Regions from separate parts of the Mus musculus genome. Here region 2 is linked to region 1. The links are chromatin loops, found by intact Hi-C in ENCODE. Cell type or tissue: left cerebral cortex. All regions are shown on one strand. Links, peaks and the distances in the headings refer to the core of each region. The heading gives the core; the rest is flanking DNA. Region 1 holds the start of Ilrun (inflammation and lipid regulator with UBA-like and NBR1-like domains). Region 2 overlaps Ilrun (inflammation and lipid regulator with UBA-like and NBR1-like domains).

Evidence for each region. A loop is a pair of places that touch in the nucleus more often than their neighbours do. Peaks named below come from ENCODE experiments on the same cell type or tissue, not always from the same donor. Only the 100,000 strongest peaks of a DNase experiment are listed, where the experiment ranks them.
Region 2: a loop joins it to region 1, with 2.7 times the contacts of the local background. A loop is called at or near these places in 2 of 42 quality-filtered maps.

The regions. Positions count from the first base shown.
Region 1 is chr17:27,812,485-27,828,408 of GRCm38, forward strand. It overlaps Ilrun (inflammation and lipid regulator with UBA-like and NBR1-like domains), which reads right to left and starts at 8,058. Exons shown (of 5, transcript NM_001033279.3): 1 at 7,693-8,058. The coding sequence starts at 7,850. In left cerebral cortex, for the core only: a CTCF peak has its summit at 8,392; DNase peaks (open chromatin) are centred at 7,316, 7,772, 8,299, 9,056 and 1 more place; H3K4me3 peaks cover 2,347 bases; H3K27ac peaks cover 1,862 bases.
Region 2 is chr17:27,756,140-27,772,063 of GRCm38, forward strand. Ilrun (inflammation and lipid regulator with UBA-like and NBR1-like domains) reads right to left here. Exons shown (of 5, transcript NM_001033279.3): 4 at 11,772-12,100. Among named protein-coding and RNA genes, the nearest start is that of Spdef, 35 kb to the left of the region's middle. In left cerebral cortex, for the core only: CTCF peaks have their summits at 5,751 (motif pointing left), 8,503 (motif pointing right) and 9,430 (motif pointing left); DNase peaks (open chromatin) are centred at 5,714, 6,960 and 11,214; H3K27ac peaks cover 3,096 bases.

The DNA of each region.
Region 1 (15,924 bases), core at 3,395-11,394:
AATTTCCTGATCAAATCGTGACAGGAGCGACACTTCCTACTTTGGTTTACATGATCGCTAGCATCTGCCCCCAAAAATGTTTCAATCCTGCCCTGTGGAGCTGGAGAGATGGTTCAAGTTCAGTTTCCAGCACCCACACTGGGTGACCTTTAACTCTAGATCCAGGACTCCAACGCCCCTCCCTATCCTCCTTCTCTGGGCACCTGCACCCATCTGTATACACTGACATGCTGATGCACAAGTGTGCAGCACAAGTGTGCACATAATTTAAAATAAAAAATAAAAATACTTCAAACAAAACCACTCCCTGGTAGTTATTAGTCTTTGCTGTTGCATACATTGTAGATAAACTCTGGGGTGAGGGTGGATGGGAAATGGTAAAGAAACCAGCCTTGTGGGCTGGAGAGATGGCTCAGTGGTTAAGAGCATTGACTGCTCTTCGGAAGGTCCTGAGTTCAATTCCCAGCAACCACATGGTGGCTCACAACCATCCTTTGTAATGAGATATGACACCCTTTTCTGGGGCATCTGAAGACAGCTACACTGTATTTACATATAATAAATAAATCTTTGGACTGGAGCAGGCAGGGCCGGAAAAAGAAGAAAAAGTGTCTAAAGACTGCTACAGTGTACTTACATATAATAAATAAATAAATCTTTAATAAATTTAATTTTAATTTTAATTTAATAAATAAATCTTTACAAAAAACAAAGGACCCAGCCCTAGAGCAGTGTGTTAGTGGCTGTAGTGTGCACCTTTAACCCCAGCCCTTGGGAGGCAGAGGCAGGCGGATTCTTGAGTTCGAGGCCAACCTGGTCTATGGAGTGAGTTCCAGGATAGCCAGGACAACACAGAGAAACCCTGTCTCAAAAAAAAAAAAAAAAAAAAATGTTACTGTCTAGCTGGGCATGGTGGTGCACACCTTTAATCCTGGCACTTGGGAGGCAGAGGCAGGTGGATTTCCGAGTTCAAGGCCAGCCTGGTCTACAGAGTTCCAAGACACCAGAGCTACACAGAGAAACCTTGTCTCAAAAACCAAAAAAAAAAAAAAAAAAAAAAAAAGAAAGAAAAGAAAAGAAAAGAAAAGAAAAAAAAAATTATCCCCCCAGGGCTGGTAAGATGGCTTAGTGGGTAAATGCGTTTGTGATCAAGTTTGATGACCTGAGTTTGAGCCCTAAGATCTACACTATAGGAGCCAACCCAATCCCCACAATGGAGCAAACATGCCCACTTCCCCCTTCCCACAAAATAAATTGTAAGAAGCAAAGCCATACCTCTGTAATGTAGTTCTTGTCTGTGAGTGGAAATGCAAGCCCTAAGGTAACAACACATGTGAACACTTTCACTAAGACAGCAATGTACTTTTCCTATGTTCCTTTAACTAAAATGACACTCAGGCATAACCAGAGGATCAAGGTCAAGGCAGAGCTGAGCTATTTAGCAAGAACCTATCTTGGGGAGAAAGAAGGAAAGGGAGAGATTTGGAGGCCCTGCCACTCCTCCATATCAGGCAGCTCATAGCCACCTGTAGCTCCAGTCCAGACCTGGATACTCTCTTGTCCTTCGAGAACAGGCTGAGAGCACACTCAAGAACTCATATGAACAATTTTTAAAAAGAAAACCCTAAAATGAACATGTTCTATATAAGCTTCATAAGCTATAAGGTTCTATTACAGCAAGAGTGTAATATTATGTGCTAATTAAAAATAAGTATAGCCGGGCATGGTGGCGCACGCCTTTAATCCCAGCACTCAGGGAGGCAGAGACAGGCGGATTTCTGAGTTCGAGGCCAGCCTGGTCTACAAAGTGAGTGCCAGGACAGCCAGGGCTACACAGAGAAACCCTGTCTCGAAAAACCAAAAAAAAAAAAAAGTATAAATTAAAACCTGGAGCAAGATCTCCCAATTTCTTCAGAAACCATGTTAAGAATAATACCATCAGACATAAGAGACTAACCCTGTGGAGTTCTTTCTAAAGCTAGCGTTTGGCACATTTTTCTTCTCCTTTGGGTGCTGGCGTGTGAACTCAGGGCCTCACACAGGTTAAGCACACAACATCAATGAATGACTCCCTCATGTAGACAAGTGTGGGGTGGGGAGGGGGTGCTGAAGCAGGTCTCGTGCTTCTGAGGATGACCCTGATTCCTAATCCTCCATCTCCAGGGATTTCAAGTGTGGGTCAGCAAGCCTGACTCATACACATGTTAGAAGACTGCTGAAATACCAAGTCTCACCTTTAAGTCAGAGACTAGATCAGAAAGTATTAGCATAGGGCTGTGAGAATGGGGTTAAGCTGGGAGGACACACCAGGGGGACCACATGAAAGGGAACTCACACCACACTGATTTCAGCTGTCTCTATGGTTACACCTTTACTTAACAGGGAGCTTCTGACAACACTAACAGGAGGGCATTACTGTATAAGGTTGTACTGGCTAGTTTTGTGTCAACTTGACACAGCTGGAGTTATCACAGAGAAAGGAGCTTCAGTTGAGGAAATGCCTCCATGAGATCCAACTGTAAGGCATTTTCTCAATTAGTGATCAAGGGGGAAAGGCCCCTTGTGGGTGGGACCATCTCTGGGCTGGTAGTCTTGGGTTCTATAAGAGAGCAGGCTGAGCAAGCCAGGTGAGGCAAGCCAGTAAAGAACATCCCTCCATGGCCTCTGCATCAGCTCCTGCTTCCTGACCTGCTTGAGTTCCAGTCCTGGCTTCCTTGGTGATGAACAGCAGTATGGAAGTGTAAGCCGAATAAACACTTTCCTCCCCAACTTGTTTCTTGGTCATGATGTTTGTGCAGGAATAGAAACCCTGACTAAGACAAAGGTTTTCCTCAGTTTTTTCTCAGAAAACGTATGTTCCAGACAGGGGCTACAGCTCACCTGTAGAGTGTTCTTCTAGTGCCCAGAGCCTCAGTTTGCACAGTAGACACCAGGGGTGCTGCTGTGCACCTATAATCCCAACATCCCATAGAGGCAGGAGGGTCAAAAGTTCAAGGTTATCCTAAATTGAAGAGCAAACTCAAGGCCATCCTGGGATACGTGAAACCATTTTTCAGAGATAAGGAAAACACCTGTTCCACCCATGGTCGTAAGCCAAAACAATAACCCATGAAGATCCCCAGGTCCTCAGAGACAGCTGAGGATGTGTTAACACAGCATGAACCTAAGAATGGCTAACACTATCCCAACTGTTAGTGAGAGAAAAACTACAGCCATATGCACAAATCAATCAATTGCTAACTCTTAAAGTAAGGTCCTCGTGGCTGAGTGTGGTGGTATACACATTTAATCCCAGAAGCAGGGAGATCAGGGCTGCACAGAGGAAACCTGTCTCAAGAAAGGGGGGAAAAAAGATATTTACACTGAGAACTTCACTTGAACACACAAACAAGAGAATGTTTTAGAGAATAGAGAATGAATTGCACACTTAAAATCAGTTAAGATGGTAACTTCATTGAGTGTATCTTATATTTTATCTCTGTTTTGATACTGACAAGGATTCACTTTGCCCAGACTGGCCTATGATTCAGTGATCATCCTGTCCCAGTCTTCCAAATGATGGATGATAGCACACCCATCTCCTACAGATTCTCTTTTAATTTTGTTGACACAGGGTTTCGCTATGTAGCCCGGGTGCTCTGTAACTCCCTGAGTAGTGCATGCTGGCCTGGATTCACAGCAATCTGCCTGCCTCTGCCTCTCCAGTGCTGGGATTAAACATGTGTCTCATCATGCCTGCTTCCTACAAATTCTTTTTTTTTGGTTTTTTGGTTGTTTTTTTTTTGTTTGTTTGTTTTTTTGTTTTTCGAGACAGGGTTTCTCTGTGTAGCCCTGGCTGTCCTGGAACTCACTCTATAGACCAGACTGTCCTCGACCTCAGAAATCTGCCTTCTTCTGCCTCTGCCTCCTGAGTGCTGGGATTAAAGGCGTGGGCCACCACGCCCAGCCCCCTACAAATTCTCTAATTCATAGTCCAGTCCAATGTATGAAAGAAATTCCACTGGCAGGAAATGATGCTAATATACAAATGATTCCATTTACCTGTTTTAGTATTGGGGCTTGAACCTAAAACAACATGGATGCTAGGCAACTAGTCTAACCACTGAGCTACATCCAGTCTTTAGTTTGGCCTTTGGATACTGAATTTATTCATAGTCACTGATGACCTTTAAGAGTAAGTTCTGGCAGTTTAAGTACTAGAAAAAGGCTCTATAAAAAAGAAAGAAGGGGGTGGGGCTGGAGAGATGGCTCAGTGGTTAAGAGCACTGGCTGCTCTTCCAGAGGTCCTCAGTTCAAATCCCAGCAACCACATGGTGGCTCACAACCATCCATAATGAGATCTGACGCCTTCTTCTGGAGTGTCTGAAGACAGCTGCAGTGTAATTACATATAATAATAAATAAATCTTTAAAAAAAAAAGAAAGAAAGAGGGAGGGAGGGAGCAAGGGAGTCTTTAAAAATGATCCTACACGTTTTTGACTCCAGCACTGGGGTGGGGTGGGTAGGAGGATCTCTGAGTTCCAGGCCAGCCAGGGCTACAGAGTGAGATCCAGCCTCAAACGGTAAACCAGAATTCCTTGGGAAGGTAGAGGAAGGCCAGGCCCCTGAGTCCAGCACCTGGATATGGAAGCAGGCGATCAGGTGCTCCAGGCCAGCCTAGACTATGTATGACCCAGTCCCAACAAAAGAAAGAGGAGGTAGATAACATAGAAGACCCTTTGTTTTTTGAAATCAAAATGTCAATTTTCTGATACAGACAACAAAAATACTTTGGGGTTTCATTTTAGAAAACTCAGGATCTTCATTTTAAACTGATGATTTTTTTTAACCATGTTGCAACTTTATTGTTTTGTTGCTTAATGTTTAAGCCCCACTTGTTTCTGCCTTTTGTCTACATCTCAAATCTCCAAGCCTTTGTCACTGTGAAGACTTGTATGACACACAGTTTTTCACTTCCCATCTGTTCAGAGCTAAATGTTAAAGAATGTTGTATAGCATTTATCCAATGAAGTCTTTGATTGATTGGGTTCTAGAGATAGGGTTTCTGTGTGGACCCTGCTGGCCTTGAACTCAGGAGATCCACCTGTCTCTGCCTCCCATGGTCTGTGATTAAAGGCATGCACATCAACCAGGGTTCAGGGTACAGATCTTAAGTACTCAGTTGGTCCATGGGGTTTTTGTGGGGTTCTGCGAACTTATATTTTTTTAATTAAAAAATATGAGTGGGGTGGTAGTGGCACCTTTAATCCCACCACCCAGAGGGCAAGAGGCAGGTGGATCTCTTGTGAGTTCAAGGCCACCCAAAGTTATTTATTAGAGATTCCGTCTCATAAAAAACAACAAACTCACTCAGTCTTTATTTATTATCACTTTGTTTGAGTACAGCATACAGGTCTATGGAGGTCAACTGTTGGTACACAGGTTCTCTTAGCGTTCTGTTTTCCCACACAGGGTTTCTATGTGTAGACCAGGCTGGCCTGGAACCCACAGAGATCCGCCTGCCTCTGCCTCTGCCTCCAGAGTGCTGGGGCTTGCACAACCACATCTGGCTGGGGGAGCCATGTTCTTGTTACTTTTCTCAGCCACATGCCTTGCCTGTTACTCACCTGTCACAAACTCTGAAACCGTCTCAGAAAACACACACCCCTCAAGCATACAAAGCTAATTCTGGTGGGTTTATAGTCAGAAGAGCTGAACCAGGCAACACTGGCAGTACTAAAAACTTAGCTGGGCCTGATGGCTCACACCTGTAATCCCAGCACTCACAAGACTAAGGATCAATGGTCCCGAGTCTCTTCAGTATTTAAATAGTCACATCAGGAGGAACTAGGGAGAAATAGTGTTCTTTCCCTACCAAACCACCAAGCTACCTAGTGTAAATAAGAGGGGAAAAAGAAGCTGGGATGTGGGAGACAGACAGCAGCAACGCTCTACACAAGCTAGAGGCTCCTAGGAACTAGACTAGAGCAATGCCCACTCCTGCATCCATCCACAACCTACCAGTCATAGGCTGTGCTCAGGATTTTTCTTTTTCTTTTTTTTTTTTTTAAACAGGCTCTCAATATACCCTGGCTGGCCTGGAACTTGCTATGTAGACCAGCCTGGCCTCAACTCACTTAGATGTGCCAGCTTCAGTCTCCAGACTGCAAGGACTAAAGGTGTGCCCAAATGAAACCCATCTAGTTGGTGCTCAGAAAAGTAGCTCCATTCCCTGCATCAGATCACCTGGACCCAATATACAAGCCCAGGAGCTGGAGAGACACTCAACAGCATGTCTGAGTTCCATCTCTAGCACCCAGTACTAGCACCCCACAGCCCACATGTACCCGATGCCTCAGGCCTCCAAAAGAACCTGTACACATGCACATACTCACAATTAGGAAATAATAAAAATAAACGAAGACACAAACAGAACTCACAAGTACTTGTTTAACTCTAAAAGGCTGTGCCTCAATGCCTCCCAGTTTACCAGACACTAAAATATCAGCCCCATTCTTGTCATTTTTTTTTTAAGACCAATAGTGAAAACACTTCACCTCTGGTTCTCATCACAGATAAGCATCTTTGGAGTGGGGTGGGGGAGCACTAGGCAGGAGTAGGATAAAAATCTAAGCTTACAACCTCTTTTCAGACATTGCTCGAGGCACTGGGTGGACATGGAAATAATGGGAGTTTGTTCAAGGGATGCCAAGAGAAACAAGATTCCACACGTCAGGGCACTGAACGCTCAACACGGGGCAAAGGGCATGCACCCCCTTGCTTTTTGCTCAAATCCCGATTAGTTGCTTCACCTGAGAGCCTTTCAAAGGCCGTCTAATGGTCTCCAGTCTAATGGTTAAATTCCCGAGTGAACTTAACAATCCCTACTTGGAGACCAAGAGAAAGTATTCTTGCTTATCAAAAACAGCAAGTGCTGCTCTAAGAACCAAGACACACGTCGGTGCCTGGAGACAGCTCCACTTCAGCCTGTACAACCCAACTACAAGCCAGAACCCCTGGCCCCCAACCTATACATTTCTCAGTTTTCTGTCAACTAAGCCCATCCAATCAGTAAGCTCGTCAAAGTTCCCAAGGCCAAGCCTCTGCCCAGCACGCCAGTGTCTTCACAAAGTTCCTGCCTCCAAGATCAGCTTCCCTCCACTTTCTGAAGACTTTTCCCAGTCCTCGTCGCAGGCCTGGCGCTCCGGCGCCTCCATTAGATGTCACTTCTCCCTGGCACAACTCTTCCTTTCTCACCATACTCAGTTGATTATAATTTGTGTTCCCTCCGCCGCAAAAGTCGTTTTCGCCCTTATCTCCTCAAAGAGACACAAGATCTATTCTCAGCTCCGAGACCTCTCCCGCGCCCAGAGTTCGACCTCAGCACCTAACACACTCCCTCGAGTTTCCACACCGTTCTGTCATCCTCAGCTCCTACACTTCGCACCTATTTAAAAGGAAAACACTTCGCAACTCTCGTTTCCTGTGCTTTCTACTCCCAGAACACACGCTTTTCGCCCCAGATCGACTCCCCTGGCTTCCACCTCACCACTTCTCCCCTCTTCCCATGTTCTTCGGGCTCTGACTCCCTGCCACCTCCCGGCCTGGGCCCTGCCCTGCCCGGGAGTACTCCACGAGCGGGCTCCGGTGTTTTTGCCCTCGGGGCCGCGAGGCCGCTGCCAGCAGGATTGGCTCCGCGTGGGGCGGACTCACCAGTTGGTCATGTCCAGGAAGAAGGCGCAGCCGGCCGGGTTGAGCTGGAAGCCGAGTAGCCGCTGGAACTCGGAGATGAGCACGTCCTTGTCTGTGGTGCCCAGGCAGCTGAACTTCTGCATGAGCTCCGGATCCAAGTCCACGTCCATGCCCTCCATGGCGGGGGGCCCGGACGCACAGCTTCCACCGCCCCGACCTGCTTCTCCACGGGCGGCCGCCGCGCCCGGGCCCGAGCCCACGAAGGGCGGCCCGCTGCTGGCCGGCGCCGCGCGCACTGCTCCGAGACAGGCCCCAGGCCTCTCACCGCCTCATGGGCTGCGCGCGCCGCGCCGAGCCGCGCCGCACCGCACCGCTCGCTCCTCTCTCGCTGGCTCTGGGGCTCGCGCTCCCCCCCCTCCCACCCCCCCCAGCGCCCGCCTCCGCCGCCGCCGCTGCTGCCGCCGCGGTTCGCAGCACCGCCGCCTCCGCCTCCTCCCGGGCCGCGCCCAACGCGCACGCGCGGGGCCGCTCGGACCCCGCCCCTTCCTCTCCCGAAAGCCCGCCTTCAGTGACGTCATAACTCGGTGACGTCTCTCGCGTGACCTCACCGCGACAGAGCGGAGGGGGCAGGAAACGGGAAGCCGGAAAGAGCGGATACTGGGCGGGTCTCTGTCCTCGCCTGAGTCCCCACACTGCGTGGGAGGAGTCACGAGTCTGAGAGGTGCTTCGGAGACGAGCGACCCCACCCATGCTCAGGCTGGGAACCCGAAGTCGCCACAGGAACAGAGGCTGGGACTGGGGCAAAGGGCAAAGGGCAGCACAGAGCGGACTCTTGCTGCTCCGCTCTCAGGGGACTTAGTATTCAAACAGACATTTTCCCAAGGTCGCGGCGGTGCACGCTTAGTCTCTGGATTCTGACCTGAGTTTCTCATGACTGCCTATGTTACTATGCAACCTTAGCATTACGTTTCCAGAAAATAAAGGCAGCCTAATGCAAGCACCAGTTACAGGTCAGAGGAACCGATCCTCTGCAAAGAAAGGTCAATACCCTAGAATTTAGCAAATCTTGTTCTGTCTCTAAAATCCACGACCAAAAAAATGACTGTAGACAGTATCCAGTGTATCTACTAATGTGAGGCTCCATTTGAAGCTGAAGGATTAAGAAGCTCAGCTGTGGAGAGACTCATCTGCCCGTTCTGTCACCAAGTATTTTCTCAGTGTCACCTGTTAGATATGACTAGGTACAGGGATGGGGGTGGGTAAGAAACTGGGCAACTGGGGACTTGGCTTAAGCTGTTTCCCCGAAGGTATGAAGACCTGGGTTCCTGAGAGCAGAGATACTTCGCTCTTGCATATAAGGCCTGGCTGACAGCCAAGGGTGGCGGCACTGGGGAGGCAGGCAAATTTCTGTGTGTTTGATGCCAGCCAGAGATACTCTAGACCCTGCCTTTAAAAAATAAACCACCCCAGCACTCAAGAGGCAGAGGCGGGCTTTCTTCCTGGAGTTGCCTTTGATCTCATCCTCCTACCCCTACTTGCTGGGATAACTACTGTCACAACTACTTCTGAAAAGAGACTCAACTGAAGTCAGTGGGCCTGGGAGGAGGCTCAAAATCGCCTGGTGATTGTTATCATATCCAAATTTCAGAGCAGAACCTTGAGCAAATGCAGTTATTGCTGATAGTTTGCTCAACAGTTCAACCTGATTAAAGATTGACAAAATATGTTTACGGATGTGTTTGAATTGTGTCTATCTCATGAACAGCAGCTGTGAGATCATGAGGACCAGAGCTCAGGGTTATCAGTGTGACAGTTTGTGTATTCCTACCGTTGGCAGTGCTTCAGACACTCTCTTCTCCTTAGTCATGGTTTCTTAGGACATAAACTACCAGGTTAGCTTCATATCACATGCCTGTAATCCCCACATGAGGAGGCCGAGGATCAGGATGGAAGGCCACCCTTAACTGCTTAGTGAGGTCAAAGTGAGCCTTGGCTACAAAAAAGCCAAAAGACAGCCTCATATGGTGACACACCTGTGATCTCAGCACTTGGGAGGCAAAGGCTGGAGAATAAGGAATTGAGGCCAGCCTCCACCAGCCCTGGTGACTCGAGACTGTCTCAAACAAAACAAATCATAAGAGCCAGACAGGGTGGCTTCCATCAGTAATCCCAGACAGGGTAGATTCCGTCATCTGTAATCCCAGTACTGGGAATCGATATAGGGGACTGAGGTCGGGGCATTGCTATCTGTTCAAGGCCAATCTGGCTTCAGAATGAGTTTGAAGACAGTTTGAATAGCATAAGACTTTATCTCAATAAAGAAAGCAAAAGCTGAGCAAACTCAAGCTCCAGGATTAGAGAGAGACCCTGCCTCAGAGGAGTGGGAGGTGACATGAGAGAGAACGGCAGTCACCAGGTCTGGCCTCACACCCTGGCTAGATGTGGGCAGGGTTCAAGTGTGAACTGTTGAGGACACTTTTGGGAGCTGGTTTTCTCCTTCCACTGTGGAATCTGAGGCTCAGGCCTCGTACAGCAAATGCTTTTACACTGAGCCATCTCACTAGCCCAGGAAACTAATTTTTAAATGGGAAAGAGAGAAGATGTGAAAGGATAAATTAGGAACTATGAAGCAGGCCTCTTCCTAGGTGGTGAGGTTACAGGGCAGAGACATGTCCGCTTTTGATTTTAAGGTTGGGTCTCGGGCTGGAGAGAGAGATGGCTCAGTATGTAAGAGCACTGCCTTCTCTTCCAGAGGTCCCAGCAACCACATGGTGGCTCGCAACCATCTGCTATGGGATCTGATGTCCTCTTCTGGAGCGTCTGAAAACAGCAACAATGTACTCAAAAAATAAATCTTTAAAAAAAAAAAAAAGGTAGGGTCTCACTGTGTAACCCTGGCTGGCCTGGATCTCTTTGTGTAGACCAAACTGGTCCTAAACTTACTGTGTACCCAGCAGTGACCATCAACTGTTGTCCTCCTGTCTCCATTTACTAAATGCTGGAATTACAGGCATGAATCACACCTGGCTTATTTTTTTTAAGTTTATTTCTCTCATTTTTGAGTTAATATAGCAACAACCCCTGAGTCCTTAACTTTCCAAATTATTCTTCTTGTGGTAAAAATAGTTGGCCCTCTCCAGGAAAGTCCCCAAGGTCAGAGAACCACAGCTGGGCTCTGGAATGCTACGTGTACAACTCCTGCTGTAGGTTGGTTTCAAGAACAGGTTTCCTTGCCACAGGAAAACCCCCAGGGGTTTTTCTTTATACCTTTTGTTGTTGGTGGTGGTTTTTTGTTTTGTTTTTTTTGTTGTTGTTGTTTGTTTGTTTTTCGAGACAGGGTTTCTCTGTGTAGACCTGGCTGTCCTGGAACTCACTTTGTAGACCAGGCTGGCCTCGAACTCAGAAATCAGCCTGCCTCTGCCTCCTGAGTGCTGGGATTAAAGGCGTTCGCCACCCCCACCCGGCAAGATCTTTTGGATCACAAGCAAGTCAACAAAAAGATGACACAGGGTAAGAAAACACACAGCAACCTCAGAGCTGGGAAAAGCCCGTGTTTCTCTGTTCTCTGTTCTTTCTAAATTGGAGAGGTCAAGGTAGGAGATTAGTCAGCGACTCTGCCCTTGCTGGAAGCCAGAAAGAAATCCAAGTCTTGACTTCTGGCACTGTACTTCTGGCCTTAGTAAAGTTCTCAAAGTACTGTCAATCAAAGGAGACCTCTTGGAGGTTCTACTTATTATTACTTAACGTTCCTTTCTTAAAAGTCGCTTTTTCAAATTACTGGTTTACATTTTCCTTTAAAACCTGGTTATGGCCTAGTGTATGAAGGAAGGCACCTGCTGCCAAACCTGGATGAGCTGAGTGCATTCTCTGGATCCAAATGGAAGAACAGGAGATTGACTCCTGACATGTGTGTACACACATACACATGCACAGGCACACGCACGCACATGCACATGAACTCCTAACTAAATGTAAAAATAAAATTTATTTATATATTTGTTTTGAAGCAGAGTTTCACTATACAGCCCAGATTACCATCAAATTCTGATTCTCCTGCCTCAGCTTTTCAAGTGCTGGAATGATAAGTATGCACTACCCCCATACCTAGCCAGCCAAGAGCAAAATATATTCTTTGGAATGATTTAGGATTAGAGTCCAGAAATCTCCAGATTCAAGCAATCTCCGAAATGTGCTCTGAGCTTTTATTGACCAAGCCAGTTCAGTCAGTCAACAGGTTCTCCAGAGAGGGAGGAAGGATTAAAAAGAAAAAAAAAAGACAATTAGACAACATTGTAGCATGAGGCAAATTTAATTTTCCCAATCTGCTTTTTATACCATTTTAATTACATGCAAGTATTAAGGGCCAGTAGTACATTGAGCTTTTTAAATCACAAAGTCTTTGGAAATGGCAGTAATTACAATTGGTTGTGCAGAAGACAGGGACTGTGTAGGACAGGGACTGGGTGTGGTCTAAGTTTCCAGGAGGTTGTTTTTGGTTTGTTTTTGTTGTTTTTTGTTTTGGTTTTGTTTTTTTGCTTTTTGTTTTTTGTTTTTTTTTTTTTTTTGTTGTTTTTGTTTTTTGGTTTTTTTTTTGTTTTTTGAGACAGGGTTTCTCTGTATAGCCCTGGCAGTCCTGGAACTCACTTTGTAGACCAGGCTGGCCTCAAACTCAGAAATCTGCCTGCCTCTGCCTCCTGAGTGCTGGGATCAAAGGCGTGAGCCACCACACCCGGCCTCCAGGAGGTTTGAGGAACAAGTCCATGGTACAGGAGCTATTCAGAGGCTAGTGATGTTTGAAAGTCAGTCTGCACACAGTGTGTGTGTGTGTGTATGTGTGTATACATTATGAGTACAGGTATTTGCAGAGTTCATAAGCAACTATTACAGGCAATTCTTAACTACCTGACATGGGCCCTGGGGACTGCCCTCTGGTCCTCTGCCTGAATAGAGGAAGTTAGAGCTCACAGGATATGGGGCTGCTTCAGATTGCCCACAGCCACTGGCTACTGACTAGGATTTGCTTCATGCAGGGGGTGTGGTTTTGTCAGCTGAAGAGAGTTTTTTTGCGATTGTGTGACATTTGGAATTCTGGAGACTTTTGAGAGCATATATAAATGCTAGGGCCCCAGAAGCAGGGTTGTTGTTGTTGGTGTGTTATGGAATACAATGTGGAGAGGGGGTACCCACGACAAGGTGTGCCCCTGAGTAAGTAAGCCACACCTACTGTGAACGAGGGTTATTAGAGGAGGGGGGAGGAGGGGACAAGGGAAAGAGATGGAGGCAGACAAGTGCACAGCTAGACAGACAAATGGGAGCAGGATGGGAGAAGGAAGTGTACCCACAGAGAACAGGTAAAGGGGACACTGGGGACAAAGAGCGAGCAAGCTGCTGAGAAAAAAGTGGGTTTTATATGCAGCACACATATGTCACACCTGGGGCAGTGGCAGGTCAGGACATAAGCAACTGCTAGGTCCCTGAGAGCAGGCAGGAGGAATTGCCTGTACACTAACGGTGAAAATCAAACTTGCCCCAAGGAACTGTTAGATCGACTTCCCTGATCAGCAGGAAGTAGTCTGATGATAATGCCCGCCCACTTTCAGGGATCTCTCTCCTTTCCCCTCTCTCCTTTCTTCTCTCTTATCTAGTGTTTGGGGTTTGAAATGGTGGATGAAAGAAGAACCCACAAAGTAGCAAAGACACCTATAACCCTGTCTTTTTTGGTTTTTGGTTTTTGACACAGGGTTTCTCTGTGTAGCCCTGGCTGTCCTGGAACTCACTCTGTAGACCAGGCTGGCCTGGAACTCAGAATTCCGCCTGCCTCTGCCCCTCAAGTGCTGGGATTAAAGGCATGCATCACCATTGCCTGGCACTACAACCTTGCCTTAGTAACCTTCTGCTAGGAGACTCTTCTTGTACAAATTGTAGAGAGTCATCATTTCCGAGAATAAGAGGTGGAAGTGGGAGGTTGGGCATGTATCTGCTTGGGGGTGGGCGTGGCACGGGAGGTTGGGCATGTATCTGCTTAGGGGGGTGGGCGTGGTGTGGGAGGTTGGACATGTATCTGCTTGGGGGTGGGCGTGGCACGGGAGGTTGGGCATGTATCTGTTTAGGGGGGTGGGCGTGGCAAGGGAGGTTGGGCATGTATCCGCTTCTGGTTTGTACTTTCCTCCCCTCCCTTCTGCCTTCTCCAGCTTTCAGTCTCGATTCTGCTCTATCATGTGAGTTTGTAGAACTAGCTGGTCTCAACTGTGGGGTGTCACCACCTTGTGTTAGAAAAAGGAGATCTCGGGTCCAGGAAAGCACGCGAATCTCGAATCTCCCTTCAGATTTTTTCCTCTTTATAGGAGAGGAACCTCATAACCATGGTGGGCAGGGCACGGGCGTGGCCTAGAGGAGGGAGAGCATCTGAGAAACAGCATCATTACAGAGATGCTATAAGGTTGTCTTAGGAATCGCTGGCTTCTCTTTAAAACCTGAGGAGGGGCCTTGAGAGATGGCTCATTGGTTACGAGCACTCAGTGCCTTTCCGAAGGTCCTGAGTCCAATGCCCAGCACCCACATGGCAGTTCACTATGGTCTGATGCCATCCCTGGTGTGCAGTGTACATGAAGACAAAACACTGATATACATAAAATATATATAAATAAAGACTGGGGATGAACCCGCTCTGCGGGCTCAACTTTAATCCCGACACTTTGGGAGGCAGAGGCTGAGAGTTCTAAACTAGCCAGGACCACAGGAGACCCCGTCTTCAGACAAACAAAACACGTAGAGGAACCTCACTAAGAGAGAAAGCTTAAAAGAAAGGAGATGGCCACTTGGCGGAAGGGAGGGGTGGGAAGGGGAGGGGTAGGGAAGGGAGGGGAGGGGAAGTGAGGGGAGGGGGGGGTGAAGAGGCTCCAGAGACAGCTTTCAAGGAAATCTCCTGATCAATGGGAAGCGTCTGACCTGGACTTTTATATACTTTCTGAGCACGTTAGGGAGTTCCCCACCAAGTGATGTGCCGCGGAGGAGCCATGTAGCGGGCAGGATGACACACTAGAGACTGTAAAAAACACACAGCTGGTCAACAGAGTTCCTTAACTCAGTCTGGGAGGGAGCAACGGGGACGGGTGGGAGTGGCCTGATGACTTCAGTCTGAAATCTGACTCCTATGATAGTGCCCTTTGTTTTTTTATTTAATGTTTCAAATAAGAGATTTATGCAAATCAGTTCAACAGGGAGGTAGTTTCTTCCTATACTAAGTACATTCTGCAGTAACTTGTAATGTGGATCCTATTTTGGGTGATTTGATATGTTGGAGACACGTTCAGTACTAAATTAAAACCGATTTTTTTTTCTCCATCTAAATAAAAAAAATTGTGTTCATAATTTCTACTTCCCATCCCTTCCTCTGAAGTTTAGTTTAGTCTAAGCCCTTCGTCCTTTTTCATTAGCTGTTGCCATGTACACATATGTACATGTATACTTATATATTCCTAAGTACAATCTAGCCTGTGTACTCGTGCGTATGACTTGGTGTTGTGCTTCTCCCAGGGGAGATCGCTTCTGCTAGGAGTCCCTTGCCTTTATTCTTTGTGTAGGGCTGGGGCCTTGTGGGCTTTCGGGCATCCTGTTAGCATGACAATTGTCCTTGTTGGGCTCCTGTGCAGGCAGCCATGTTGCTGAGACTTTATTGCTATGGCTTCTGACGTTCCTAGGAGAAACAGTCTCACAACAAACTCTCTGTTCTTCTGGCTTTAAACAATCTTTCTGGCTCCTCTTTCATAGTATCCCGGAACCTTTGGGCCACCATGCCTGGCTAATAAGACACTCTTGTTTAGTTTTTGAGACAGGGTCTATGTGGTCCTGGCTATTCTGTGATGACACTTTAATATTGATGACAATATGACACTCTTGATTTCAATTTTTTCCTTCTTTTTTTTTTTTTTTTGGAGACACCGTTTTTCTGTGTAATTGTTCTGGCACTCACTCTGTAGACCAGGCTGGCCTCTGATGCAGAGATCTACCTGCCTCTGCCTCCTGAGTGCTGGGTGGGATTAAAGGTCTGTGTATTTATTGTCCTGTCAGGTTGTATTGGGTGGAAATCAAAGCCCTGAGGGGAGAACTGCAGCCTCCCTATCCCTCTCTGCCAGGCCACTCTAGATGTGCACCCTACTTACTTTAAAAATATATATATATATAAGTATCCTTTATTTGCCTGATGAAATTGTTATCTCTAAGGCTTACTGCCTCCATCTGCTAACCTAGGTC
Region 2 (15,924 bases), core at 4,435-12,434, 55 kb before region 1:
AAACCACCTCGTGACCTAGAGGTCCTACATGCAGAATCTTGTGTGTCATAAGGAGACCATAGGACACAGGCAACATGGTGCCTGCTGTAGAAGAGAGACTGCTGAAGGTTCCAAAATCAGCATGTTGGGCGTCCTGTGTGGCACAACTGAGGCATGGGAAAGTCAGCAGGCAGGACACACACACGGCCCATCCACATTTCAGACTCTGCCACAGTCCTACAAACCAGTGGACAGTCGAGTGACGGCTTTGAGTGACGGCTTTGCATGCACCTGCCATGGATGTGGAGATGGTCGCTCTGAACCTCAATCTAGCCAGACTGACCAGGGAGCCCTAAGGTCCAGGTGTCTCCACCTCCCCTGCACTGGACTCGGGGACAGAGCACTGCACCCTGCTCAGCTCCTCGAGCTCCTGCGGCACCCACTTTACCCACTGAACTGCCTCCCTAGCACTGACTCTCACTCCCTATCTTCTGTAGCAGTGTGCTGTGGTAAGGGAAGCAGATGGAGGGATGTAGCCCCAGACGGTACCAGAGAGCTCCGAATTCAATTCTGACCCACACAGAAGTCAACTCATCAGCATGGTAGAGAGCCACCCTCCTTTATCAGTCCCATTAGCCATGCCAACCATGATGTGAGGACACCAATCCAGTAAAGAACTGTCCTAGCACCTCTGCCAGAGGAGGAGGAGCACCTCAGGCCTGCAGAGGCTGTCAAGCTTACAGTCAGTCCAGCAGCCAGTGTGCAGGCAGTGAGGCCCTCCAGCAGGGCCTACATGAACACAAGCTCCACATGCAGTCAACAGATGTCTGCTGTTTGCCCCTGAGAGATCACGCTGCTTTGAGCCAGGCGAACAGTCAGGGCAGCTGGGTCAGGTCCTGAATGGTCTGAAGTGCAATATTAACTACAGCAAGCCACAAGCGGACTGCCTTTCTAAAATATTTTGTTATGTATGAATGGAAGTTCACATAAACCCATCCTTATTTTCCTCAAGAACAATTTAAGATCTAGCCCTTGTATGCTGAAGATGTGGGCGGGGCTCGGTGGTAACATGCCCAGCAGGTGCTGCCCAGGGTCAAGCCTTATTACTTGTGGAGAAAAGACCTGGACTTCTTATACAGTCTGCAAAGCAAACCCAACACCAACAACTGCCTGAACCGGTCCTCACGATGCTAACCCTGTGCAGCAGCGAGAGGCATGGCTAGTCTATGAGCTTCTGCGAGGGGGGGCCTGTTAATACACGAGTCCTAAACTGCGGTGCCAGCATAAGCCTCCCCAAAGAGGGGTGCACACTGACTGTCTGAATATGAAACACTTCTGTTGGAGGTGTTTGGGATTGTTCCCCCAGCTTTTGGAATATCTGCACATAATAAGCTGACTGAGGGATGGGACCCAAGACTAAACAGTTTATTAGTATCTCGTATATAGCGTACCATTTTTATATGAAACAGAGGTTCTTAGTATAGTTTTCCACTTGACGAATCCTATTGGTATTTAAAATTTTCATATTTTGTATTTCTAGATGTAAAATGTTTGAACTTAAACTAACAGTCATCAAAGAAGCAAACACCCACATTAACTTCATTGCAACATAGTCAAACGAGCAAGCAAATCACTGAGAACTAGCTTTGCCTCAGTCACATCTCCTTTCTCTCCTAAGTCCCCGTTTGACAGCCAGCTGCTTCTGCGCACGGACCATTCCACCAATCCTTCCATACTGTGCTAAAAATGAAGGAAGGGACTTGCTCTGCTGGGGACTGAGTTCTTATCTATTATCTTGGGGGAAGGTGCCAAAAAGAAGCTGAAATTTCTTCAAAAAGGACATTTCCCAGAGACCATTTGGGTTAATCTTTTCCCCTCTATTTGAAAACTTGCTTAGACAAACCACAACATGGAAACTTTCGTATACCTGTCTTTATTTCACTTTTGTGACTTGGTTTAAATAAATAAAAAGGTTCACACAGGCTAATAAAGAGGACGGTTTGCTACATGCAGGGAACCGCTCCCCCCCCCCCCCCAGGCCTGCTCATCCTCTTCCTAGCTTTGCTTGCCCAATGCAAACATAGATAAGTACAAGGTTTTGCAGGAAGTGCTGTCTTGACACTGGACTGCACGTATCAAGTGCTGCAGCCCTGCTGGAGGGACTGGCCATCTAGGGCTGGAGACCGACCAACGTGATGGGATCCAAGGCTCTCACTAACAGGAAATGGACAAATCAGCAAAATCAAACTAGTCAAACTCATCCCCCACCTGCTGGGTGACGGTGTGCCAGGCGTTGCCACTTTCCTGGGAAAATACTCTAAAGTTCAAAGACATATTTATTTCTGTGCTGCCAGAGGTGAGTGTGGGCACCTATTTCAGGCCTGAGGACCTATCAGGGTAGACGGGAGTCATAGCCTTCCGATTCTGTCAAACTACTTAAAGGTTCTGAGTGCCTTGTAAACCATTCTATTCCAATCTCTGTGGCAGTTCCCCAGATGGTCTAAACTACTCCTGTCTGTGCACTGTCCCAGCCTATCCATCCTGTCAGCCACTCGCTTCTGTCCACCCTCCTCAGCATCCACACACCTAACTTCTCTCCCCTCCCCATCCCAGGTACCCATACGCAGCAAGCGTTGCCAGCCTTCAACCTTTCCCTGACCCAACTAAGAAACCTGCCTCGAGGAGCCAATCCAACCGAAGCTTCGAAAGTATCTGAGGGCCAGAGAGTAGGTTCAGTTGCTAGAGGGCTTATGTAGCCTATACAAAGCAGTCTTCCGCTAGAACAGTATGCTAGAACCTAGATGAGATGCTGTGGACAGGGTTCTCTCTGGCCTCTCCTAGGGCAAGGAGATCTCTAAAAAAGAAGGAAATCAGCCAGGCATGGTGGCATATGCCTTCAATCCCAGCACTCGGGAGGCAGAGGCGTAAGCAGGAAGGCTTCTGCTTGTGCCAGGCCAACCACAGCTATGCAGTTAAGACCCTGTCTCAAACCCCTCCCATCATCCATCCAAAGAAGCTGACGGAAGCACAAACAGCTTCTACCCCAGTGTTCAGGAGGCGGAAATACAAGAATTGGGCTAATGTGGGCTCCCTGCAACAACAGAGACTGAAAACTGTTCAATGGGCCCCGCACTGTAGACAAGTCACCCCAACTTTCACATGAGCTGTGGCATGCACAACCACATTCACACCCACAAAAGCAATGTTAAAATTTAAAAATTTTTAAAAAATCTCAAAAGGAAGAGGGACTGGAGAGGTGGCTCAGCAGTTTGGATGCCGGATGCTTTCCCAGGGCCAGAACTCAGCTCCCGGCTGCCTCTGACTAACACTTACACTCCAGAGGCCCTGAGGCCCTGTGAGGGCACTGATGGGCACTCCCCACACACACACATACACACAGAGTTAAAAATTATATTAACATTTTAAAAATTGATTGTAGCACAATACATTTTTTTTTTGAAAGCAAAGAGAAAAGCTGGAAAAATCCAATTTTTCCACATTCTATTTCTCTTGTCTGGCTTATGTCCCTGTCATGGTGAGGCACACTGGTGACACTTTAAAGACAGGGATCAGCAGAGGCTGTGCAGAGGAGACGCATGACTGACCACACACCATGAAGCTGCCTCTGTACAGAGCAGACAGTTGTGACTGGTCCTTAGGAACCCACTACCAGCAAAAATCCCCAGTCCCTCAGGGCTCTGCAGGGAGGGAAGCTATTCTTTCACTCTGGGATAAGCATGGGTTCTCACACGCTGAACATCTCTGTTGGAGTCGCCAGAGAAGCCTGGGTACTACTGAGTGGTGAAATGCTGTCCACAGACCCTACCTTAGAACCCCAGCAGAAATCAATGCAGAGGGGAGAGGAAAAGGGAGAGATAGTTGTGACATGACCAGTGTGACAAGCTGGCAATCCTGAGAACACAGCTGTCTTGTGCTACAAGCCTGACCAGTGTCAGCAATCTGAAACAATGCCCAGAGCCCCAAAACAAACACAGAGGAGCTTGATGGCTTTGAAACTGCTGAGGTACAAAGGAGAGTTCCTGGACATACTTCTCAGCTTCAGTCAATCAGCAATGCTACCTAACAAAAGACATTTTCTAGGTCCACACTGTTTGCTTAAATTATTTTGAAGTGCACATACAGTCCATGCCAATGCAAACACCTAGTTCTTCTGGGCCTTCAGGAGATGCAGTCATCGCACTGCATCAAACCCAGAGTCCCCTGCCTGACAAACGTTTTCTGTACAGAATGTGCCAGGCTGCCGGGTGGGCGGGGCTCATGCTCCTCCCTCTTGCTTCTTCCTCCTTGGTCATGGGTTCTCAACTGCTACAGGTGAGTGAGGAGTCTCCCTCCACACCTGACACAAATGTACATACAGACCGTGTGCACAGGACAACCAATACCATTCATCAAAATGTGCTAGAAACACCCGACTCTAACTGGGTTCTGGCCACGGCCTACTATTAAGTGCCGTGGAAAGGTGGCAGGCACTGGTGACTACTGTATTATTCTCTGCAACTATGGAAGTCCTAGAGCAGGGATGGGATGGGGGGTGCTGAGAAGGACTGAAGTTTGATTCCAAGCCCGCCCATGGTGGCTCACAGACATCTCTAACCCAGGGCCTTGGCTGTCTCCCTTGGATTTTGGGTTGCTAGTGGTTGTCACCCAAACTCTTGTCCTGCCTCAGCTTCTAGGCCTGTGTGGCTTTAGATGGGTTTCTCTTGTAGGTGACAGGGTCTGTCTGCGTGGCCTCCCTGGCCTGGAACGTGCTGCATATCTCAGGCTGTCTGCCTGCTTCTGCCTCCTCAGAATTGGAGGTGTGAGCTACATAACAAGCCTTTGTCTTTCTTCTTAAAGGTTTTTCTTTGTGGGTGGGGGTGGGAAAAGGGTTAACTCTGCAGAGTTGGCTAGACGAGGCTGGCCTCCAGTTCAGAGATCCATCTACCTCTGCTGAGACTAAAGATCTGCAACCACGATGCCTGGCCGCCGCACATCCTTTTTTCTTTCCGTCCTTCCTTTTGGTTTGCTTGCTTGCTTGGCTGACTGGTTTGTAATTTCTATGTATGAGTTTTTGCCTGAGTTGGAGTCTATGCAAACTGCAGCAATGATGCTCTAGGTGTGTTTGAGAGCACAGCTTAGGCTCTGGACTTTCTTACACACACCAACAGCTTCGAGTCAGCCATCATCTAGAGAATGACAACCGCGATACAAGGTTAGACGCCATTCGTGTGACGCAACACTCAGACGTACAACTCTGATCCTATCCTATCCTTCTCTCTTAACCTTCCTATCTAGTGTGAGGCTGCTCTTCCCTCTATGGAACGCACGGCTCCTGACCCCACCCTTCTAACCTCTCTGTCTTTTCTCCTCACACCCCACATCCGTTGTGCGCTCTTGCTGAGGAGGCCTCTCTGCTTCCACTGCTCTCTGTTCTATGCAGGGCAGAGTGACCATGGCGTCCTTCACGACATCCCTAAAGCTTTGCCACCTGATTTCTGCCCTGACTTCACACTGTACTCAGCCTCGCCTCCCCTGCAGCACCCCCACCTTGTTCTCACTCCTTGAACCCACCAGGCACATCTCTACCTCGGGGCTTGAACTGGCTGTCTCTGAGCCTAGCATCCTACACAGCCTCTGTAGAACAGAGCCTGCCAAAATTAGCAGGCCGGCCGCTGAGACTGTCCCCACTCTATAGAGCATGCTCAGGAAAAAGTAGAGCCAGAGACTGCACCCTCTGCAGGACAATCAGGGAATGGAGGACAGCTGCTTCAGTGACTACAGAGACTGCACCCTCTGCAGGACAATTGGGGGACGGAAGACAGCTGCTTCTGTGACTTCAGGGACTATACAAGCTTTTGTCACAGTAGCAATTTCAATGCCAACAAAATCTGAACCCAGGAGATCAGAGACGTTCTTCAGGAATCTCCTCCCTCCCTGACGACGGAGAGAAAGCTTACCAGGCCAAGGTGTTTACTGGGGCAGGAGTAGCACCTGCCTGGCTCCTCCTCTAAAATGCTGAGGAGCCTGAACAGGGCAGTCATAAATCCCTAGAACTACTTGGTTACTAAGACTACCCAGGAGAGCTGCAGAGGGGCCCTTTCATGAAATCATTAGCCAGCTAGTGACACTAACTGTCTCTGGTAAACTGTCACACGCTGGGCCTACTTCAACTGGCCCTCCCCTGACTGCTCCTTATTACTATGCTAACCTTCCTTTTTGATATAGGGTCTCTCTCCCTATCTCTGGCTGTCCTTGAACCTTTACTCACACTCACACACACTCACACTCTCTCTATATATGTGTGTGTGTGTGTGTGTGTGTGTGTGTGTATAAAATCAGGTTGGTCTCGAACTCACAGAGATCTTCTTGCTTCTGCCTCCAGAGAGCTGGGATTAAAAGTGTACATCGCTATTCCAGGCTAGTACGTTAAATCTGTGGCTGCTTCAAAGCAGATAAGAAGATTTGAGTCGTGGCCGCTGTACCCACAGAGTAAAAGACCGGCTCAGCCCCAACAGTGCAGACAGCATGAGCACATTGTGGGTCACACCGACCCTTCCAGTGCTTCGTCCGAGATTAATGCTTGTATGCTTTAGCTAGCCCCAGGGTACACCAAAAGGCTCATCAGGTAAGACTGCTTACTGCCAACTGCAGGTTCATTTATGGGGCCCAAATGATTAAGATAGAACCAACTTTGCAGGGCTGACCTCTGACCTTCAGACAAGCACTATGGTGCATAAGTGCACATATACACATGTGCATGTTTGTATTTTCAAAAATGCTGGGCAGAGGCGCATGAGCGTGCGCGCACGTGGATGCACACACACGCACACACTCCCTCTCTCTGGTACACACACATTTGTATTCCTAAAAATACAGGGTAGAGGTGGGATTGTGGGCACGAAAGGCAGACGGCACTTGGCTGTGGCTATGGCAAAGTGGAAGGAGGAACGAGCAGAAGGCTGCAGAGACAATCACATGTTCTCCTTCTGAACCAGGGCTTGGCAGAAATACTAAGAGGCTCCGGCTGTGATCCAGTTTAAGGTGGAAGCACACAACAAACAGCAGCCTGCTTCTTCCCAGAGCTGAGACAAAATGGCCGTACTTGCCCTGGGGTTTAGCTTGCCTGGTGTATGTAAAAGGCTCTTTGCTGCAGACAGGAAGGACAGACAGCACCTGCTGCCCCACAGCCTCACACTTATTCCCACCTGTCCTGAATCACTTGGTCTTACTGTTCTGGAAGGTCTCAGAAAGCACACAGAGATGCGGGTCACGAGACCACCTTTTTGACTTCAGTAGGTCTACTCTTTCCACACACCTGTCTGTACAGCTCCCATTAGCCAGACTCCATCTCCAGAGACCTCGCATGGAGATGGGCTTCCAAGAGCATCTTGTTCTTCTCTGGCCTACCAGCCTAGGTGATTCCAATCTCTTGCCAACTGCTGATGCCCACAGCTGCCCATCCGACACAGCCCCCCTCAGGCCCCCCACCACTGAGGACAGCAGCAGGTGAAGCACATGCCCTCCGCACTCTGCAGTCCCTTCTATCATAAACGGCACTTGGCTTGTTTGCCCTCAGAGTTCAAATGTGAAGAGGACACTCTCAACCCTCAGCAAGTGGAATGCTGTCTAAGGAGACACCACAGGCAGCTCCATACCACAGCGTCTCAGCACACCTCAATGCTGCCTCCCTCCGGCCCTGATGGCACCCAGTCACCTCAGTCCTTGCTGGTCCACAACACAGTTCATTCAGCCAATGAGAGGGCCTAGGGAAGCAAGCACAGCAACCCAGAGGGGGCAGAGACCTCTCAGCCATAGGGCACCCACACCTGCAGTGTGCTACCTGTTTCCTGCTGTGACACTCAGCAAGGCACGCAGCCCCTCAGAACGTTTGTTTCCTCATCTACAGGCAAAGTATGCCTGAGCATTTAGGAACAATTCAAAAGTAGCTCTCCTCACTGGGCCAAGGACACTATTCACAACTTTAAGCATGTCTACTTCAAGAACCAACTACCCCTGTGTTCTCAAGCTAAATACAGCTGTTTAGGATCACCTATGCTTTCCTGATTGACTGACTGTACGTGTGCCTGAGTATAATGTACATGTGTGCAGGTGTCCTAGGAGGCAGAGTAGGATGCTGGATCCCTTGGAATTACAGGTGGCTGTGAGCTGCCTGATGTGGGTCCTCTGTTAAGAACAGCAAATGGTTTTTAACCACTGAACTATCTGTCATCCTCCTTACCTATACCTTTAATGTCTCTTTAAAAAATAACATAGTGCATACATGGAGGTCAGAGAACAACGTGACAGTTGGTTCTATTGTTTCACCACGTGGGTCAGGCTCAGCAACAAGTACCTTAACCACTGAGCCACCCACACACATGCCTTTCAGGCTCACTATTAGACAAATCTCTACTTGTAGCCATTGCAGTTTCATATACACATATGCATATATCTATACATATTCAATTTATTTGTTTTTGCATGTATGGGTATTTTGCATGTGCATGCAGTGCTGGTAGAGGCCACAAGGTGGAGTCAGATCTTCTGGAACTGAAGTAAGGATGGTTGTGAGCTGCCATATAGGTGCTGAGAACTGAACCTGGTTCTCTGGAAGAACAGCCAGTGCTCTGGACGCTGAGCCCTTCTTTAATCCCTCTATACCAATATTTGTCTTTTTGCTTGTTTGTTTTTTCGAGACAGAATGGTCTCTCTGTGGAGCCCTGACTGTCCTGCCTCAGCCTCCTGAGTGCTGGGGTTAAAGGCATGTGGCAGTACTCGGAGGTAGTTCCAGTACCGCCAAAGCCATCTGTGACTGTGTCGTCCACTCCTCTTCAGAGAAGCACACGGGAAGCGGCCGACACGACCCATCACTCACAGCTCCCTGCATCACTGTCACTCTCCCCATATGGCTGTCTCAGCCACTTCTAAGCTCAGGTGACCTCTGCGAACCCCTTTCCTTACCCCTGTTCTGTTCCACTCCTCCTGCCAACACTTGCTTTCCTGCTGTAAATGACACAACTGAAGTTCTGACTCAAACTTGACTCTGAACTGCTCTGCGAGCAGCTAATCTTCCTGCTGCATGGTCAGTGTGGGCAGGGATCGGCACTCTAATCCTCGGGCTGATTGGACAGTGAACTGCTCTACTTACAGCAATGTGGTCATTACTCACTGACCACTGCCTGTGCCATTCCAAAGGAGGAAGTCAACACATCTCGATGGACACAGAAAACATAGCCAGATGTTTCATACTTTTTTCTGAGTAAGATTTTGCTTGGTTTAAAAACAACAACAACGCTTGTCCCAATGTCTCTTTAAGATAAAGTTTCACGGGTTTGGTGAGATGGCTTGGCGGGTAAGAGCACTGACTGCTCTTCCAAAAGGTCCTGAGTTCAAATCCCAGCAACCACATGGTGGCTCACACCCATCCGTAATGAGATCTGACGCCCTCTTCTGGTGCATCTGAAGACAGCTACAGTGTACTTATGTATAATAATAAATAAAAATCTTAAAAAAAAAAGATGAAGTTTCACATTATTAATCCAGTCTGCCCAAGCCTTCCTGGATATCATCTGGAATGTGTATAGTGCGGGGACGGCACAGCACATACGCGCAAGTGAGGACAACCTGCACTTTCCTGGTGTTTGAGTCTTGGCTTTCTCAGCACCTCCACTCTCTGATCGCCTCACTGGCTCAGAAGCTGATTTTATTTGCATTTAAGATGAGTTAAAAGTGTATGTGTGGAGCAGGTGTGGTGGCGCTCCCAGCACTGGAGTGAGAGGCAGAGTCAGTTCTTCAGGACAGCCACCGCTATACAGAAAAGCCCTGCTTCGAAAAAACAACGAATGAATGAATGGATGAATGAATGAATGAATGAATGAACGAACAAGCAAGCAATTAATCAACCAAATTTATGTGTATGGATGTTTGCTCTGCATGCCTGGCACCTGTGGAGGTCAGAAGGCGGTGGAGCCCCTGAACTGTAGTTACAGTTGATTGTGAGCTGCCATGTGGGCGCTCTCCAGCACTGAAAAGTTACTTTTAAATGGGGGTGGGGTGGGCAGTGAGAGTATAAGCTAGTCAGTTAAGCACGTGAAGTAAGTGGCCTTCCTCCCACTCACTGTCTAGCACTAGCAGCAGGGCTGAGCAGGGCCTTAGGCTGGCAGGAGGCTCAGCCCTTTGCCTCTGTTGTAAACATGTAAATAACCATTGCAACTGGTTAGAAACCTCAATCCCTGAAGAAGAAGATGGTCCACAGCTAGAACTGACATCAGCTCCTTAGCCAGAACTCCCTGAGACGGCTGTCATGCTCAGTACAAGGCCCAGCTGAGTAAAGCAGCGCCCTGTTCTGCAAACAATCGAGTATGTGAGCTGCTTCTGCCAACTTTCCCCTTCCACTGACCTTAGCTGCGTTGACTTTCTACTGAATGGGGCTTTGCTTGGTCAAGGCTGGATGTTCTACTTGCTATATGGGCAACAAAGAGAGCTTTCAAGACAATACTCTGGGTTTAGGATGTAGCTTGGTTGGGAGGGTGTGTGCCTAGTTTGCATGAGGCCATGCTCCATCTTCAACACAGTGGAGAATGAGGTGTGGGGCTTGTCTGTAGTTAGCGTCTATGGACACAGGAAAACAAGTTCAAGGCCACCCTCCTCAGCTACACAGCACATGTGCGGCCAATCTCGGCTATGAGACCTTGTCTAAGAGAGAAAACTTGTGTGAATATGAAGATGTGGAGTCCTGGCCAGCTGTGCTGAAATCAAGCCTGTAAGCCCAGTACCTGAGAGGCACAGAACGGAGGATCCTACCTCAAAACCAGAGATAGTGGAGCCTTTCCTTAACGCAGGCCAAGTCACTGCCTGGCCCACCTGACACAATGACCACCTCAGCACACAGAAATCATTGTGAATCCTCTCAAGTGAATAAAGCTAGCTCCTATGACTGTCCACAAAACACAGTGAGTAGACTACCCTGACCTCCAGCACACAGCTCAGTCTACCTTCCAAGGCTGAGAGTTAGCCTGAAGCACAGGTGGACCTGAGACAGTTCTGTACATGGGAGGAGTGTGCACACAGAGCTGAGTTGTCACAGCAACCCTAGCTGTGGGCTCAGGCCCAACCAGTAACCGGGAGCCATCTTTACCTGAACAGTGAGTGGGAACCACTGAGCTGGCTAGCACAGAAACTGGCAATTCACACACACAGCGCAGCCTCTCAAGAGCCAGAATGCTGAATGTCAGTCAGTTCCTCATTTATCTCCTACATGTGCAAAGTCAAAATTTCACTCTGAGCCACTCCAAGGTGCGGGGGAGGAAGCCATGAGGGAAAGCAAACTGAACTCAACACTGTGACAGAGTACAGTCACGGACAACAATCTTAGGATAGAATAACGGAGCTGGACACTTTACTCAGGATAAACCCGCCCAGAGCGAGAAGGCACAGCAGGAGCCCGCTGCATAGCGCGCTGAGATGACGAAGCTCAGCATACTCCTGCCCCGGAGGCACTGATAATGATATTTTGACAGTTTTAAAAATACTAACGGTAAATAGCCTCAGATTTCAACACCCGAGTCAGAACAGAGACAGAAATGAATTACACATGGGGATGAAGCAGCAGCCACAGGGCACTCACACGGGGAAGAAAGACGGCTGACTCATGGTGACTACGGGCAGGAGTGCTGAGCAGTTAAGGAGCCACAGCTGCTCTGGGCAGTGGTGGTCTAGCATTGTAGGTTTGCCACGAAGAAGTGTCAGGAATCCCAGGGCCCACCACCTGCCCCTCCTCCGAGGGCACCTACCTTACTGTAAGTCACTACTGATAAGTTGTTTGCGGGACTGCTGGGGGACAGATTTACAGAGCTCTGTGACAGTCTATCCTGATCTTGCTCGCTTTGCTCAGGAACAGGAGCCCATGTATTTTTGCTGATCGAGTCGAACTCGGAACCCCCAGGGTCTGTTAGGTTGTTTTCATCTGATTGTCGGTTCTTTTGGGGAGAGGCAAACGGGTTGAAGTTTCCTTCTACCTTGCGATGTGGCTGTGTGTTGAATTCCGTTTCAAAAGATGACAGCTGCTGCGTTACTCCTAAAAGTCCACCCACCTCCACACTGAGAATCACCCAGATGACATCTGAAACAAAAAGGCAGCTGAGTCAATGCCAGGCCCACCCTTGGCCCAGGCCGTCACCACCAAAAACCCAAACACTACCTATACCTGAGAGGCCGAGCTCCGCAGGCAGTGCTCTGAGTGCCCAGCACACGCTTCTCTGCCTTCAGTAATGCCAAGGGCAAGCTCTGGCCCATGTCTGTGGTGGGACCCCCAAGGCTGCAGGGAGGGCTTCCTTCCCAGCTGACGGTCATATCTGCAAGTCACTCCCAGCGAGCACGCGGAACCGGAGCGCTCCAGTTCACAACGAGCTGCTCTCTGTGCATGTGCTTAACCCTGATCATTCTGGTAAGGCAGTGTTCTTGAAGCTAAAAATGCTGACTTTAGAATTACAACATAGTTAGCCTTGTCCCACTTGGGAGGTAATTTAAAATGACCACCTACTGTTCACAAAGAGAAGCGCAGCAAAAGGCATTATAAATAATAAGGATGCACGCGGAACGCAAGCTAAGCAAACATAAGGAGTACCATGCTTTACTGTAGGTACACTGGGGGCAGAAGAGTCAGGCTTCCTAAGCTAACCTGGGCTTCATGAGCTCTGTCCTTATGTGTCAGAGGGAGACCTGACTACACAGTCCCATTAAGTGTGTGTATATATATATATATTTTAAGATTTACTTATTTTGATTTTGTGTGTTTGATGAGTGTTTGCCTTTGTGTCTGTGCACCATAGGCGTGCAGTGCCCCTAGAGGCCAGAAGAGGGTGTTGGATTCCCTGGAACAAGGGCTGTAGACCTCTGTGAGATGTGGGTTCTGTGGGACTGGCTGGGCACATGGTGGACGTCTTTAGTCACAGGCCAGCCAGAACTGCACAGTGAAACCATATCCCTAAACAGATCAATACCTGGTGATAACCTCATCTCTGATATCTTTGTTGTCAAAGGTAGGGCACAAACAGAAAGTAAAGGAACTGTGTCCTTTGATGCAGGGTATGGACGATGACCCATGCCAAGGCTCAGCAATGCAGACTCTAGAGGAGGAGTGAGGACCGTCCTCAGTGTTGCCCTGCGGCCATGAGGACAGTAGCCTCAGTGCAGCACCTCCATACACACTCAGTGCTCTGGGAGCTGTCCTGAGAACTGGCCAGTCTAGGAGCTGTGCAGCAAAGCAAGCAGAGCTGCAGCGACACCTGCTGTTCATGCCTGGAACTAGCGATTCTTTTCCTCTGAGAAAAAGAAGCGACAGTCATCAAAGCAAGACTGTGGCTCACAGTATTCCAGGCACACATTCCAGACACACAAATACAGTGTCAGTTGCTTCTAATTCTGTGTCTGCTAAAGATCTCTGGGAGTTTGAGGCCAGTTTGGTCTACACAATGAGTTCCAGGACAGCCAGGGCTATACAGAGAGACCCCATCTCAAAACATCAAAACAACAAATTACGTCCTCACACCAGCTACTTCCATATGAGATGTGGGTCTCATTATGTGTCCCTGCCTGGGCTCAAACTCACAGCAATTCTTCTCCCTTAGTGTCCCAGAGAGGCGGAGCACTGGGTTAAGACACCATGGATGGCATGCCACTTTATCAGTGACCAGACTTGGACCCCACACCAGCTAATCTAGGGAAACAGTGATGTGGTCCTCAGGAACAAGCTATTGGCAGGCCCTGGGGAGTCGCTGCCTTTGCTAGCTGTCTGGCTGAAGTGAACATGTCTGCATAGGTGTAAGGCTGTGGGAGCAAGCATGGAGCCTGAGAGCGATGCCTGGTACCTTCCCTTTGTAACTCTCATCTCTGGAGTCAGTGTCTCTCCCTGAACCTGGAGCTCACTCACCGACTGGCTAGACTGGCCGGACAGCACACTTCAGGACTCTTCTGCCTCCACCCACCAGTGCTAGAATTAGAGGCATAAGCTGGCTTTTTACCTGGACCTTGTGTGTCCCATCTTACAATTCAGTTATATTCCTACTTCTTGTTTTCTACCTGACTGGCTTAAAGTTTATTCTCCGTATGGCTAGACGTGCAGTGCAGTCAGCTCGAGGGAACCAAGGCCGTCTGCAGAGACCACCAGCAGTTCTGACCACTGTGCCTCATACCCGTGCCACCTCTGCCTTCCCTACTAGCTGAGCCTGCCAAGCATCTGTCAAAGAGTGTCCCATGAGATGCCTGATAGAAAGAGTCCGACGCCCACCGTGGACAGTACAACGTGTTTGTGGAACAATCTCACTGTCTGGGGACAGCATCTGAACCTCTCAATTCAAAGTGAATTTGTCCTGCACAGACAAACGTGAATGAACTACTTTAAAACAACAGAAAGGCAACAATGCTACAATAAGCTGACCATTCGTATGTCTTGCTTGGTAGTCTTGACCACTGAGCTAAGCATTAATGGTTAGAGACTTAGCTCAGCAGGCTCAGTGTTTGCCTAGCATGCATGAGTTAATTCCCAGTATTATAAACACTAATTAAAATAGGATAAAAGTGGTATTCTTTTTTTTAAAAAAGAACTACAAACCAGAGACTGTATTGATAACACATAAAACAAAATATCAGATCACCGAAATAAAGTACTATATTGAAATGATGTCACTTCTGGGAGCACCTGGGTGTGTCGGTGAGGGACAGCAGACTGACTCGTGAGGCTGAATGGGACCCTCTAGTGCAGAGCATACAGCTCTTTCAACTCACTCACTTCATCTCTAAGATGCTGAAACCTGAGTACCAGGAAAACTACAGCTAGTTAAATCAGCCCCACTTCAGGCCTTCAGAGCCTTACCTACCAACATATGACACCAATAACCAGAATAAACCAACAGGATGTACTGGAAAAATAGCCAAGAAGGTAAACTTAGGAGGCAAAGAAACCCAGCCAGAACTCATTAACTAATGGGAAACGTGGCTTGCAAATGTCTGGTTTGGAGGGCATTTTCTTAGAGGATCTGAGTCAGAACCTCCAGTTAGAAGAAGCTATAGGTACATTTTATCAGGGAACACACTGCCTCAAAGGCAAGTGTTCCCTTAGTAAAATAGAAACTTTCTTCTGTAGAAATTAGTAAAGATGCATATGAATCAGAAGTTGGCCTGGTCGGCCATCATTGGAAAGAGAGGCCCATCGGTCGTGCAAACTTTATCTGCCTCAGTACAGGGGAACGCCAGGGCCAAGAAGTGGGAGTGGGGGGAGGGAGGGTATGGGGGACTTTTGGGATAGCATTGGAAATGTAAATGAAGAAAATACCTAATAAAAATAAGAAGAAGAAAAAAGAAATTAGTAAAGAAATCATGTAACTGGCCAGGATCCCAGGCAGGAGTATCAATCCGATGTTCTGGGCTAGCCTGAACTACACAGCCAGACTGTAAGAGGGGTGAAGATGAAATGATTTGCTCAGAGTCCACGGTGCTGATGCACATCCCCAACACATCACGACACACACAATGTTTAAAGCAAGTGCCTGCAGTCTGTCCAGCAAACCCAGAGCAACATTCCCAAGCTGCCAGCCTCTTTCTGCAGAAGATGGTGTGGATTCCTCTGAAAGCTGCTGTGCTTGTGATCTGAGCGGCAGATGGGAGTGCTGTGTTGCTGCTGAAGGACAGCACGAACAAGCAGGACAGAACTCCCAAAGCGAGCCTGCAGCACCTCACTAAAGCAGAGACACCAGAACAGAACGAACTAGCTTGACACTTGCAAATGAAGAAGCAGAGACAAGCAGAGACTGGCTAGAGACCAGCGACATGCTAAAAGGATCTCCAGGAATAACAACCCAGCAGCACCAACATAGAGAGTGTCCAGATTCTTTTTTTTTTTTTTTTTAGAAAATGATTTGTTTTTATTTCATGTGCATTGACGTTTTG